Linked DNA regions of Homo sapiens: region 1 is linked to region 2. A link is a contact called in ENCODE Hi-C or POLR2A ChIA-PET data. All regions are on one chromosome and are shown on one strand. Each heading gives the region's core, a stretch centred on a gene start or an enhancer-like site at or near the end of the contact. The rest is flanking DNA. Distances are from core to core; before and after follow the strand shown. Region 1 has its middle 12 kb from the start of PCAT29. Region 2 has its middle 40 kb from the start of LINC00593.

Region 1 (6,033 bases), core at 3,040-5,539, 220 kb after region 2:
TTCTTCTCTGCACCTTGCTTTTTTCATTTATTAAACCATCACTTAAATTTTTTTAACAACTGTAATACATTCTATAGTATGAAAGTACCATAATATATTTAGTACATATCAGTAATATCATGCTTAATTGTTAATATAAACATTATGTATTGATCCTATTGTATAACCACTTTTACTGAGGAATATTTCAGTTGTTTCTAGATTTTTGCTATTGCGTTAGGTTTACTATAACATTTCCAAAGAATATATCCCAAAGATTTTGTGAATCTCCAAATTTACTAATACCAGCATGGTGTGGTTTGAAAGTCCCTCCCAAAACTCTCATTGAAATTTAAATGCCATCATGACAGTGTTAAAAGGTGGGATAATTAAGAGGTGATTAATTCAGGAGGCCTTCACCCTTATGAGTGGATTAATGTTATTATCATGAGAAAGGGTTCATTATTACAAGCATGGGTTGTTATAAAAGTGAGTTCAGCTCTCTTTTGCTCTCCTGGGCTTTTGTGCCCTTCTGCCTTCTACCATGAGATGACACAGCAAGAAGGCCCTTGCAAGATGCCAACCCTTCAACCTTGGCCTTCCCAGTCTCCTGAACTGTAATGAATAAATTTATTTTCTTTATAAATTACCCAGTCTGTGGTATTCTGTCATAGCAGCAGAAAATGGACTAAGACATAGTATAAAACACAACTTATCTCATATGGTAAAATAAATATATATATATATATTTTTTATTTCAGATATATATATACCTGAAAATTATGACCAATCACAGTGGCTCACACCTGTAATCCCAGCACCTTGGGAGGCCAAGGCAGGTGGATTACCTGAGTTCAGGAGTTCAAGACCAGCCTGGCCAACATGGTGAAACCCCATCTCTACTAAAAATACAAAAATTAGTCAGGGTTGTGTTGTGCACCTGTAATCTCAGCTACTCAGGAAGCTGAGGCAGGAGAATTTGCTTGAACCTGGGAGATGGAGGCTGCTGTGAGCTGAGACTGCCCCACTACACTCCAGCCTGGATGACAGAGTGAGACTCCATCTCAAAAAAAAAAAAAGAAAAAAGAAAAGCTTAAGTTACCTCAAGTTTCTATTTTCTGGCTTAAAATCTTCACTTTCTTATTCTCCATGGCCTCTTCCTCCACACTGCTACCCACAACCCCAGTAGTTGGCTTTCTTGGTTATCATTCATGAGTTTGAACACTTGAGGGCAAATTGGGATGAGATACTGGTCAATGGACAAGACCCTTCCCAGGCCAAATCTCATTCCCTTTTATGAGCCTCAAACACCAACAATTCACATTCCACTTCAGCCAATTTACAAATGGTGGCATGCAATAGACCTTGAAGTCATTTATGGGTAGTTAAACCTCAAAGCTTAATCTGAAAAATCCAACCATCGCCTGCACCCCAAAATCTTCTGCCAGGCTGCCCAAATCTGAACATCTGCAGATGCCTGCTGACAGATGGCGTGTACCTGTTCAGGGACTTGCACTAGAACCATGCCCACCTTAGCCCTCCATGTTGGCTGTGGCCCAGAAGGCTAGTGGGATCATTGACAAAGACACTCATGTTTGAGGAGGCACCATCCCATTTTTTATCCACTTATTTTTTTTCAGACAGACCACACACTCTCCAAGGCTTCCTCCTATACTGATGCTTTGTGGTCCTGAAACTCAGAGTCGTTTGGGCTACAACCTTTATGAGGTGTAATAGAATAGAATTAAGACAAGAACTTGGCGAATTCTTACTGGGGCAAACCACTCAGCAGGCAGTTCGATGGAAGGAAGGATAAGCTAGGAATGCACTTTGATGGCTATCCCTCTGAGTGTACCTGTCACACCCCAGAAGCATGCTTTAGAAGAAGGAGAGAGTAGGACAGAGCCCAGCAAGGTGAGCACCATCTGAGTAACTGCATGGACCCCAGAAACACCCCCACTGTGAGCCAATGACCCAGGCAACTACTCCTCACACCTGAGGCCAAACTTCCCCATCCCCTTCTTGGAAACATATGATAGCTCTGAGGACACAGGAAAGAAGAAAATACCTTTCTTCTTCCCTTCAAGGAGCCCACAGTTCAGAGACAGGCAAAGACAAAGTAGAGATCCAGACAATGCTGGGACAGAGGGGCTAGCGTTGGGGTAGGCAAAGGGGATGGAGTGAGTGGTTGATTGGTCTGGAAGTCCCCTGAAACTGCAAGTGTGATGATAGAGCGGATCAAAGCTGCTAGCTCCTGTCCTCTTCACCCAGCCTGGCACAGAAAGAATAAGTCCAGTAGGGCCTCCATGTGTGAGGGCCTGCGGCATCAGGGATTTGTAGATTTCTGAAAACTTTGCCTTTCTATGTGCTTACTGTTTTGTTGCCTGGTGTGTTTACCTTCTCTGATTAGTGATAAAGCCCCCATTATGCAAATGGCCAGAGTGCTTGTCTTTGGGAACGGTGAGGGGAGTGGTGGCATGCTGAGAGGCTTCTTTCCATTCCCCAGCCAGGCTCAGGGACAGAACCCCACCATGAGCACCATGATGGGTGAAAGGGTTAATGAGGAAGTTGCAACAGGCTGAATCCCCAGAACCTTTAGGGAGGGAAGAAGAGCAGTCGGGGATGCCCACCTGGACATGGGGTTTAAGCAGACTCCTGGGCTTCTCCCCAACTCTCCTCCAGACCAGAGCTGTCTTATTTTATTAACAATTCAGAAACAGTGGCTACAACAGACACTCTTCACATCACCAGAAGCCTGGTACCTAATAACTGAGGGGCGTATGAGTGGCACAGAGGTCACTGTACCCGCTAGATCTGATACACCTGAGTCAGATAACTGCCCGATGAGGTCAGTGATCATGAATTGACGTCAATGGAAGAAGGAGAGGAGGACATTCTCTCATGACTCTCACTTTATCTTCACCAAGCATAAAGGGTAGGTATTAAGAGTCCCCTATTACAGATAGGGAAGTTGAGTCTTGGTAAGGTTAAGCACCTTGTCCAAGTTCACCCACCCGAGTTGAATCCAAATCTTTTATCCTCAGAAGGCAGCTGCATCCACTGAGCTGTCTCTGATGATGGTCTGCTAAAGCTGCCCCATGATTCTGTTGCACTCACATCTCAGTACAGTGACCTTTGCCCATGTCAATGGCCAGTGTGCCGTTGCTGCCAGACAACAGATGAGGCAGCCTCTGGAATCAACACTACAAAGCAGAAAACAACCCTTGACCCTACTCATTGTAAACTCTTCCCTACCAGAACAAAGAGGGTAGAAAATTCCTCCCATCACAGAATCCCACGCACAGAGTCTACTGATTGCAGGGCAAAATGAGGGCTAGTGATGACCCCCAGCCTAGGGCACAGATGCCCACTGACCCATCAGCTCTACCCTTCTCTTTCTTCTGCAGACAGTGGGGGCAGGGATAAAATAGTCAAAAGCAGGCTTTTGTTACAAAGTCTGTCCACTTGCTCTGCCCTGAACACTTAGCAATTTGCAATTATAGCATCTAATGGATGCTTCATCATTTTTTGCTAAATTAGTACATGCGTGAATGAGAGTGAATGAATGAAGAAAACTGGCACATGTAAAGCACTTCCTACTTTTCACATCACCTCTGCATCTATTATCTCATCTTATCCTTCAGATACTCCTGTGAATGTAGTGTTGGAATTCTTGCTTTGCAGATGGAAAAACTGAAGCCCAGAGAGATGACTGTTTCACATACGATAATGGCAGAGCTTGGACCAGGATCCTAGCCCAGCACTCCTACTCTGGTCCTTCTTCCCTGGGATGGCTGCTGACTTGAGAAAGGATCTCCAGCCGCCCAGTCTTGCAAAAACAGCAGCTTAGCGCCAAAAGGCACGGCTTCCCTAAATGCCCAGCTCACCACCTGGAGGTGACCGGTGAGGCTGGGGCTACTGGAAAGGCCCCAGAGAAAAGGCTCTCTTGCCCCCAGGGAGCACTCATGTCTTTCTAAACAGACCTCAACATTTTTCCCGGGTTAGATCAGAATTTCCAGATCTGGATAAGAACTGGAAACTTCCTATCCATTACCTTTCTGATTCTGACTCACTTCAGGGGCTGGGGGGTGGGAGAGGTGAGATGCTCAAGTCCCACCTATTTTAAAAACAAAAAAGTCTCTTCAACCCCCAAAGTGGGTCATTCTAGAAATGTTTACTGCACATGTGTTATCCCGAGCACTGAACACCCAGCACGGAGCTCAAAGCTGTGCCGTCAGGAGTGGCTGCGGCAGCCTGCCTCTCCTGCGTCAGTTTCACAGCCTACACCCTCTTCTGCCATTCTGCCATTGAACTCAAGCCAAGGGCACCAACGGGCTTCCTGCCAGTGGTCAGACCAAGTCCTGTCTGACTCAGTCTGTGCAGCACTCAAGCATGTTACCTGCTCCTTCTCCACAGTGCTCCTCTCAGCCTCCGTCATACCCTGCCCTCCTAGCCCCTCCTATGCCAGTACCGAGGTCTTGCATAGGCCTTCTTCCTGTCTTTACACACTGCCGTTTAATCACGTCATCTACATCACAGAGGTCCAAATGCTGCCTAATGCCGATGGTGCCCAAGTCAATTCTCCAGAAGAGATCTCTTTGCCAAACTTGACACCAAATGCTTGTTGGATGTCCTTTCCTGAGCGGCCTCGGGCATCCAAACCTCAGCATCACCAAAATTGGATTCACATATGCACCCTACACCATATCTGCTCCTCCTCTGCTCACAGGATTGGTGAGCAGCGAGTGGCCCCGAGCCATGAGCCACCTGAGTAGGAGACCTGGAGTCGGCCTTGCCTCCCCCTCCTCCTCTCCTCCGCCTCCTCCTCGCCTCCCTCTCCTCCTCGCCTCCCCCTCCTCCTCACCTTGCCCTCATGGCCATCCAGTTTTGTGGCTTCCACCTGCCCAAGGTCCCTCAGAGCGCTGCCTCTACTTCTGTCGCCCACCTCCTCTTCTCTTCCTGAACTAGTGCAACAGCCTCCTTTCTGGTCTTCACACCACCTACAGGATAAAGACTCCAAGTACCTCCATGACCAAAGTCCCGCCTTCTCCCCAGCCTTGTCTCCAGTCTCCTGCACTTATTCCAGTGGCCCCAAACAGTCCTGATCCCAGAAAGGACTCTGTCCTCTCACCTGCCAGCCTGCATGTAGGTGTTTCCCTCAGACTGATGTGCCCTTTCCAGAAAGTTCTCTCCCAGCCCTCCACCCCCATCTAGGGAACCCTTACTGTTTTTCCTCCAATTCAGCTCAAACATCGCCTCCTCTGAGAAGCGGCCCCATGCACCTCCCGCAATGTTCCCATACGAGCCAGTGCAGCCATCATCAGGGCACTTGCCACCGTGAATTGGCAGGCCTCGGGCACATCTCACACCTACAAAACCCAGAGCCCTGCAAGGACTGTGTTCTGTGCTCACACCCCTCTGTGTGTCTAGGCCCTGGTGATCTTATGGCCAATGGTGAGCCTCAGTGAATGACTAAGTGAATGGGTAGTACAGGTAGTGGGTTTGCTGGAATAAAAAGATGTCCATCCACCAGGGACTGGAGGTGACAGCACCAACAAGTCAGGGGGAAGGAAAACAACAAAACCCATCCATCAGGTCCCAGAGGTTTACAGGCAGCTAGAGAGAGACGAGTCTCTCAAGACCGATAACAAGCCAGGGCAGCTTGCAATGAGCTCCGCAGCGCCCTGGTGACCTCCAGAGCTCAGAGGAACAGGGGCACTGGGGAGGGCGGGGGAAGCTTAGGAGGTGGCCTCCTCCCATGCTACCACCCGACCTTCCAGGGACTGAGCAGAATGGAGGCTGAAGGATTGAAGGAGATGCTTTGCTTATCCAACCAAACCCCACCCAGAAGGTGCCTCCAGAGCTCCTGAGGTTCTTGCTGGGAAGAACCTGGTGCCGCCTTTTAACTATGGAGCCTGAGTGCTGGCAGTGGTGAGGGAAAAGGGTAACAAAGGCAGCAGAAAGAGGCATCCCCACCCAGCGAACAGCCAGATGCCAGGCGGGTGTTCCCTTCCCCACCCCAAGGTGGCTGCCTGCAGTGTCTACGTGCTTGTC
Region 2 (5,522 bases), core at 1,901-4,400:
TTTCTTGCAGAGAGAAAGAGTGGTGTATCCAAAGGGAGGGACCTTAGGATGAGGTCTTATTCTACCCAAGCTGGCAGCATCTCTGCTTTCTCAATCCAGGTGAGTGAATGCAGTTGAGAAGGAGACAAGCTGCCCCAGCGCACTCTCTGGCCTTCGTGGATCCCTCCCATTCAATTATTCAGACCCTTCGTTTTCTCTCCAGGTCAGTCTCCAGACATTTCAAATTCAGGCCTAAGGACTGAGAGTTCATGGGAGCACCACGCCCTCCAAGAAGCACCAACATGGGATGGTGGGAAGGGATTTGGACATAAATCTAAGGTGGATATTTGCAGAGGAATGGAGTGAAAATAACGATGAATATATTGAGCATGTACTATGTGCCAAGAACTGTATTATCTCATTTAATTCACATGAGAATTCTATGTGGTAAATCTTTATAGGTGGGGAAAATGAGATGCACAAAAATTTCATCACTGACCTAAGGTTACACAGCTAGATTGTCATGGGCTTGGGATTTTAAACTCAGGCAGTCTGGCTTCAGAGCTGACCTGTGCCCTTGGTCATGATGCTATAGGAGCAGCTCACAGGGATTCAAAGTGATCCTGTTAGGGTTGCCTGCAGGAGCAATTTCAGGTGGGAAGAAATCAGCTGTGAGTTCATTTCTGCCTGTAGGGTGGAAATTAGGGGATATAGGACAGGCACCACCTCGGGGAGCCCTAGACTGGCTTCATACAGACCGGTAAGCCTCCACGGATTCCTTCAAGGCTAGGGTATTGAGGGCCTTGGATCCCAAGTTCCTCTCACTCACCACCAAGGCAGGCTGAAAAGGGGATGGTTGAGGCAAGGCCCAGGAGTCAAGAAGGAATAGGTTAGGTCAGGAATGAGGGATGCCAGGGCCAGGGGTCAAGGCAGGACAGATACCCCAACACCAAGGAAGCCATCAGGGCAGCAGCACAGAGCTCCAGCCACGGGCAGAACCCGATGCTGAAGTCATTCTTGCCTCAGCCAGGAAGCATTTCACATCCTCCCTGTGGGCCAGGACCCATCCTCAGGCTGGGGGCTGCCTAGAACTACCTGCTTGGAAGAAGTGAGCCACAGCAAAACGTTGTTGAAAATACCAGCAGCTACATGTATGATGTGCTGACTCTGCACTAGACATTTTATATATGTTATCCCTTTTCACGTTAAGCTTGCAAACTACTCTGTGAGGTCTGAATATTGTCCCCATTTTACAGAGAGGCAATAAAAGCTGAAAGAGGTACAACAGCTTGCCTGGGGCCACGTAGCTTCTCGGGACCTTGGATGTAAACTTAGGCCAGCCTGGTTCCAGAGCCCAGAGCCCTGGCTCTTACTTCCCCTACTGATAGCCTCCTTGGGACAGAGATGGGGCAGGGGCTCCATCCAGCCAATTCTCTTTCCCTCCCCCATTCTCAGCCCCTTTCTACCCAGGCATTTCCATCATACCATTGCTCCGATTGAAAGTTCATCTGCTGCCGGGCACGCAGTGGCTCACGCCTGTAATCCCAGCACTTTGGGAGGCCGAGGCGGGCTGATCACCTGAGGTCGGGAGTTTGAGACCAGCCTGACCAACCTGGAGAAACCCCATCTCAACTAAAAAAAAAAAAAAAAAAAAAAAATTAGCTGGGCGTGGTGGCACATGCCTGTAATCCTAGCTACTCGGGAGGCTGAGGCAGGAGAATCGCTTAAACCTGGGAGGCGGAGGTTGTGGTGAGCCGATATTGCACCATTGCACTCCAGCCTGGGCAACAAGAATGAGACTGACAGGCACCGTCTGAAAAAAAAAAAAAAAAAAGTTCAGCTGCTCAACTCCATGCTCCCATTGGCAGCAGTTATCCAACCAGCCTGAAAGCTACCTTCTTCCATCTCTTCTCACAACGATGCTGTGCGGGGGCCAGCAGGCGTGTTTCCCCATTACACAGGTACAGAAACTGGGGCTTCAGGAAAATGAAATCATGGGCCACCAGTACCCTGTCATCAGGACAGGACTTCAAAGCCAGGCCCCTAAATCCAGCATCCTTCTAGGCCTCTTCACAGTACTGCCTGTGAATTTAGATACATCTGTGCCTCTAACAGATCTTTAAACTTCTTCTGTAGCTCACTGTGTCCAGCTTCCCAAGGACTGCCTGCAGAAGAGGGCTCTATTCCCAAGGCCTGTCAAGATTCTGGGGGTCCTCCCCAGCAGCTAGGGGACATCTTGCCCACCTTCTTCAGTACCCGAGGCAGGGAGGATGCTGTACAGGTTAAGGAGACCACAGAGCTAGCAGTGTGTGGGTTGTGCTGAGTCCCTGAGTGGTGTGTATTTCTTCAGGTCTCTGTCTGCTTGCGGGCGCCCCTCTGATTGGAAGGCTTAGTAAGGAGCCCTCTGTCTGCTGGGGCTGAACCAGGCAGGCCCCCAATGGTACTGAGCCAGTGAGACTGTCCCGGAGAAAATGTGATACAGAAACCACAGAGAGGACTCTCCCAAGAAACGCCACAAGCCACCTGGTGGGACATTCATTTCTTTCCAAGAATTTGGCTTCTGTTCTCTCCTGTTTTTCCTCTTAGGAGTCAGATAGAACAGGTTGACTCGATTACTTGTTTGCTTCAAGCTCGTTTGACAAATGAGAAATAAATAAGGTCCAAATAAATAAAATAATATTTATTTTATAATATTGAGGTGTCAATAATATTGAAGTCCAAATAAATAAAATAATAGCAATTAGGAAAGAGCTGGAGTGACCGCAGAGTCTCCTGACACCCAGGGCAGGCCCCTCCTGCTCACGTGATGACCAAACACTCTCCCTCAGTCTGGCTACTTATTAGGAAGTCTCCATTGGCACGGAGTACACCAAAAATTTGGCTGTGCCTCCACCCCTGTGAATGTTTGATTTGTACACCCTCAGCTTTAACCTAGAGCCCTGGGCTTCTGGAAAGGGTGGGGTTGGAGGCATTCCAAGACCTTGACCTGGAAGGAATTCCAGGAGACTGGGTTGCTTCTTTCAACCCCACCAGCAGTCTCAGCAGGTCGGCCTGAGCCACATACTTGCTCAGACCTCACTACTAGCTAGGGTCCCCTTTCCTTCTTTTCCTTCCTCTCTCTCTCACTCTCTGTCATGAAGTTTTCAAGGGCTGGGACGGCCACATTCCACAGCATTGAAATCACAGTTCCATTTCATTCAGGCAAATGGCATTTTTGCCTGAATCAAAAGTGAGAGCTTGAAAGGATCTTATTGATGGTTTCAACCACCTCCCTCTTTTAATAGATGAGGAAAATGAAAGCACGGGGGAGGTGGCTCCCCAGGGTCACTCAGTGGGTAGTGAAGGCGCCGTGCTAAGCACCTAGGGCCCGGGCCCTTAGGCACTGCTTGTCCCAGTGAGCTCCCGTCCCACTGTCCACTCCTAACCACAGATGCCCACGCTGGAAGGAACCCCAGGAAGTGTGTGGCCAGGGCAAGGGTTGGGGACAAGCCTGAATGCCCAAGGGGAACACAAGGTCACATCAAGGGAAAGGAAAGCCAGGACTTGGGGGATGACTGCCACACAGATGATTGCTGAGCAGGCGCAGGATTTCTGGACATTCGTTTTTGTTTTTTTTTTTTAAGAACAGCCAGAAAATACAATGATAATGTAAAACATTCCCATTTTAAATATAGAAAGAATTCAAATTTAAAAAGAAAGCACCTGAGACTAATGTGTGGCCTCTGATGAAGTCCAATTGTCCCTTTTTACAGACAAGAAAACTGAGGCACAGGGTAGTGGTCTGTCACAGGCCACAGAGACAAAACCCAGTGCAGTGCAGTCATTTCTGGGGAATGCCACTTTGGGGCCAGCTGTCCTGTTGGCACTCATTATGAGATGGCATCCCATGAGAATGTGTCCTCACGCACCCGGCCCCAGGCCCCCTCAGGTCTCGTGTGATTCTCCTTGGAGGACCTTAGCCTTGGCCTTCTATTATGTTCTCTCTGTGGCCCACATTCCAAAAATCTCTGTAAGTGTTTTTTTTATCCCAACATGTCCTTTTAAGACTCCAAAGTGGGCCAGAACATTCCGAGACCCTGCTGGAGGCTGGGAAAGGCGGCAGACACCCCTGCCCTCTGCCAAGCCCTTCCCACGTGCCATTCCCCTTGCCACTGGACATACTGCCTTTTGCAGCCCAGCTCCAAACAGCACAGCTGACATCTCAGAAAAATCTCATAAGGCCGAATTAGGAACATGTCAGCGAGAGGGGAAAATGAGATCCTCGTCAGCCTGCCACCTTCCCTGGCTGGCTAAATCCATCAGCAGGCCATCAGCAAACAGCCCTCCCTGACCCCTCCTGCACCCAAGACAGGGCAGAGGGCAGTAAGTGAGGAGATGACACATAGCCCCATAAAACCATTGGAGAAAATCAAGTGCTAAGATGAGCACAGCAGATAGTAAGGGCTCAGTGAGTTCCGAGCAAAGGGGGACCAAAATATATAATGGCTCATCAGGGAAACGGGTCTGGAGCTAGTCTCTAAGAATAGGCAGAATTTGGGTGGAGGGAGAGACGTGGAGAGGGCCTTTGAGGTGTCAGGCAGAGTGAGCAAAGGCACAGAGGTGGGACGGAGCATGACATAGTTGGGGGTGAGTGGTGGCTCTGTCGCCCCAGCCAACCCAGCCGCCGGGGGAGGCCCTGATTGTTTTGAACTTTGCTTCCTCGTCTGCAGACAGGAGCTTGGGCTATAGGAGTTCAACGTTTTCTTTCTCCTTGAGCAGAAGTGCTGTTCTTTGTCTACCAGCACCTAGGTTGTGCTTCACAAATGAGATCTTCGTTGAATGAATGAATGAATCAATGAATCAATCATTTAACATAACTATCAGCCTTATAAGAAGAGTATGAGAACTGATACCTGAATAAAGTAATTTAACAGTTTATATTTTTCAGTGTATTTCCCCATTGCCTTTTGTGGCACCCCGCTAACAACCTTTGTAGACAGAAAGAATGGGTTTCATTAATTCTATGTGCCAAGTAAGGAAACCAGGGGTGGGAGCATGTTGGGAGAAGCAGCAACTTACCTGAATGGTGAGTTTGGGTGAAGGAGTTCTGCCGCTCTGAGTTTCCCCCAGGGGATCTGCTTGCCTGCTGAGAGGTGCCCTGGGCCCAGCCTCTGAGGGTGGGCCTGCAATCAGCCTGTTGGCTCTGCGTCAGGGAGGAAAAGGCTAAGCCAAGCTGACTCAGAAGATGTGCTGAGTCCATCCTCCCAGGGACCCGAGCATCCCTGTCTGAGTAGCACGTGTCAGAGGTGCTGATATTTTGATCTTCATCTGAATGACCCCTCCAGCAATCTCCCAATTTGTTCTGAACTAAGTGGGAGAAGTACCAAAATGCTGTTTATCCTTTCCCCAAAACCCCAACAGAGATGATAAGCAACTTGGTCAGACAATCCAAGACTTTACCTGGAGTCACCTAGCCGTCAACCTCTTACCCTTTTCAGCTGGAGGAACCTTGTCAGAGAGAGACATTTAAACAATGATTTAAACCAACAATGACTTAAAGCCTG

What was found. A loop is a pair of places that touch in the nucleus more often than their neighbours do. ChIA-PET counts read pairs that join two places held with the same protein, here RNA polymerase II (POLR2A). Pooled maps may share reads with other maps.
Region 1: a loop to region 2 is called in a pooled map, with 1.9 times the contacts of the local background. The contact joins two enhancer-like sites. A Hi-C loop is called at or near these places in 1 of 50 pooled maps. POLR2A ChIA-PET finds 5 or more read pairs at or near these places in 3 of 52 experiments (WTC11, activated CD4-positive, alpha-beta T cell and naive thymus-derived CD8-positive, alpha-beta T cell).

Annotation. Positions count from the first base shown.
Region 1 is chr15:69,577,272-69,583,304 of GRCh38, reverse strand. No RefSeq gene overlaps it. Among named protein-coding and RNA genes, the nearest start is that of PCAT29, 12 kb to the left of the region's middle. Within about 2 kb of position 4,289, at least 5 of the 41 ENCODE cell types and tissues checked have a DNase peak (open chromatin) inside an H3K27ac peak, as active enhancers do.
Region 2 is chr15:69,792,676-69,798,197 of GRCh38, reverse strand. No RefSeq gene overlaps it. Among named protein-coding and RNA genes, the nearest start is that of LINC00593, 40 kb to the left of the region's middle. RefSeq lists an enhancer at 3,401-3,903. Within about 2 kb of position 3,150, at least 14 of the 41 ENCODE cell types and tissues checked have a DNase peak (open chromatin) inside an H3K27ac peak, as active enhancers do.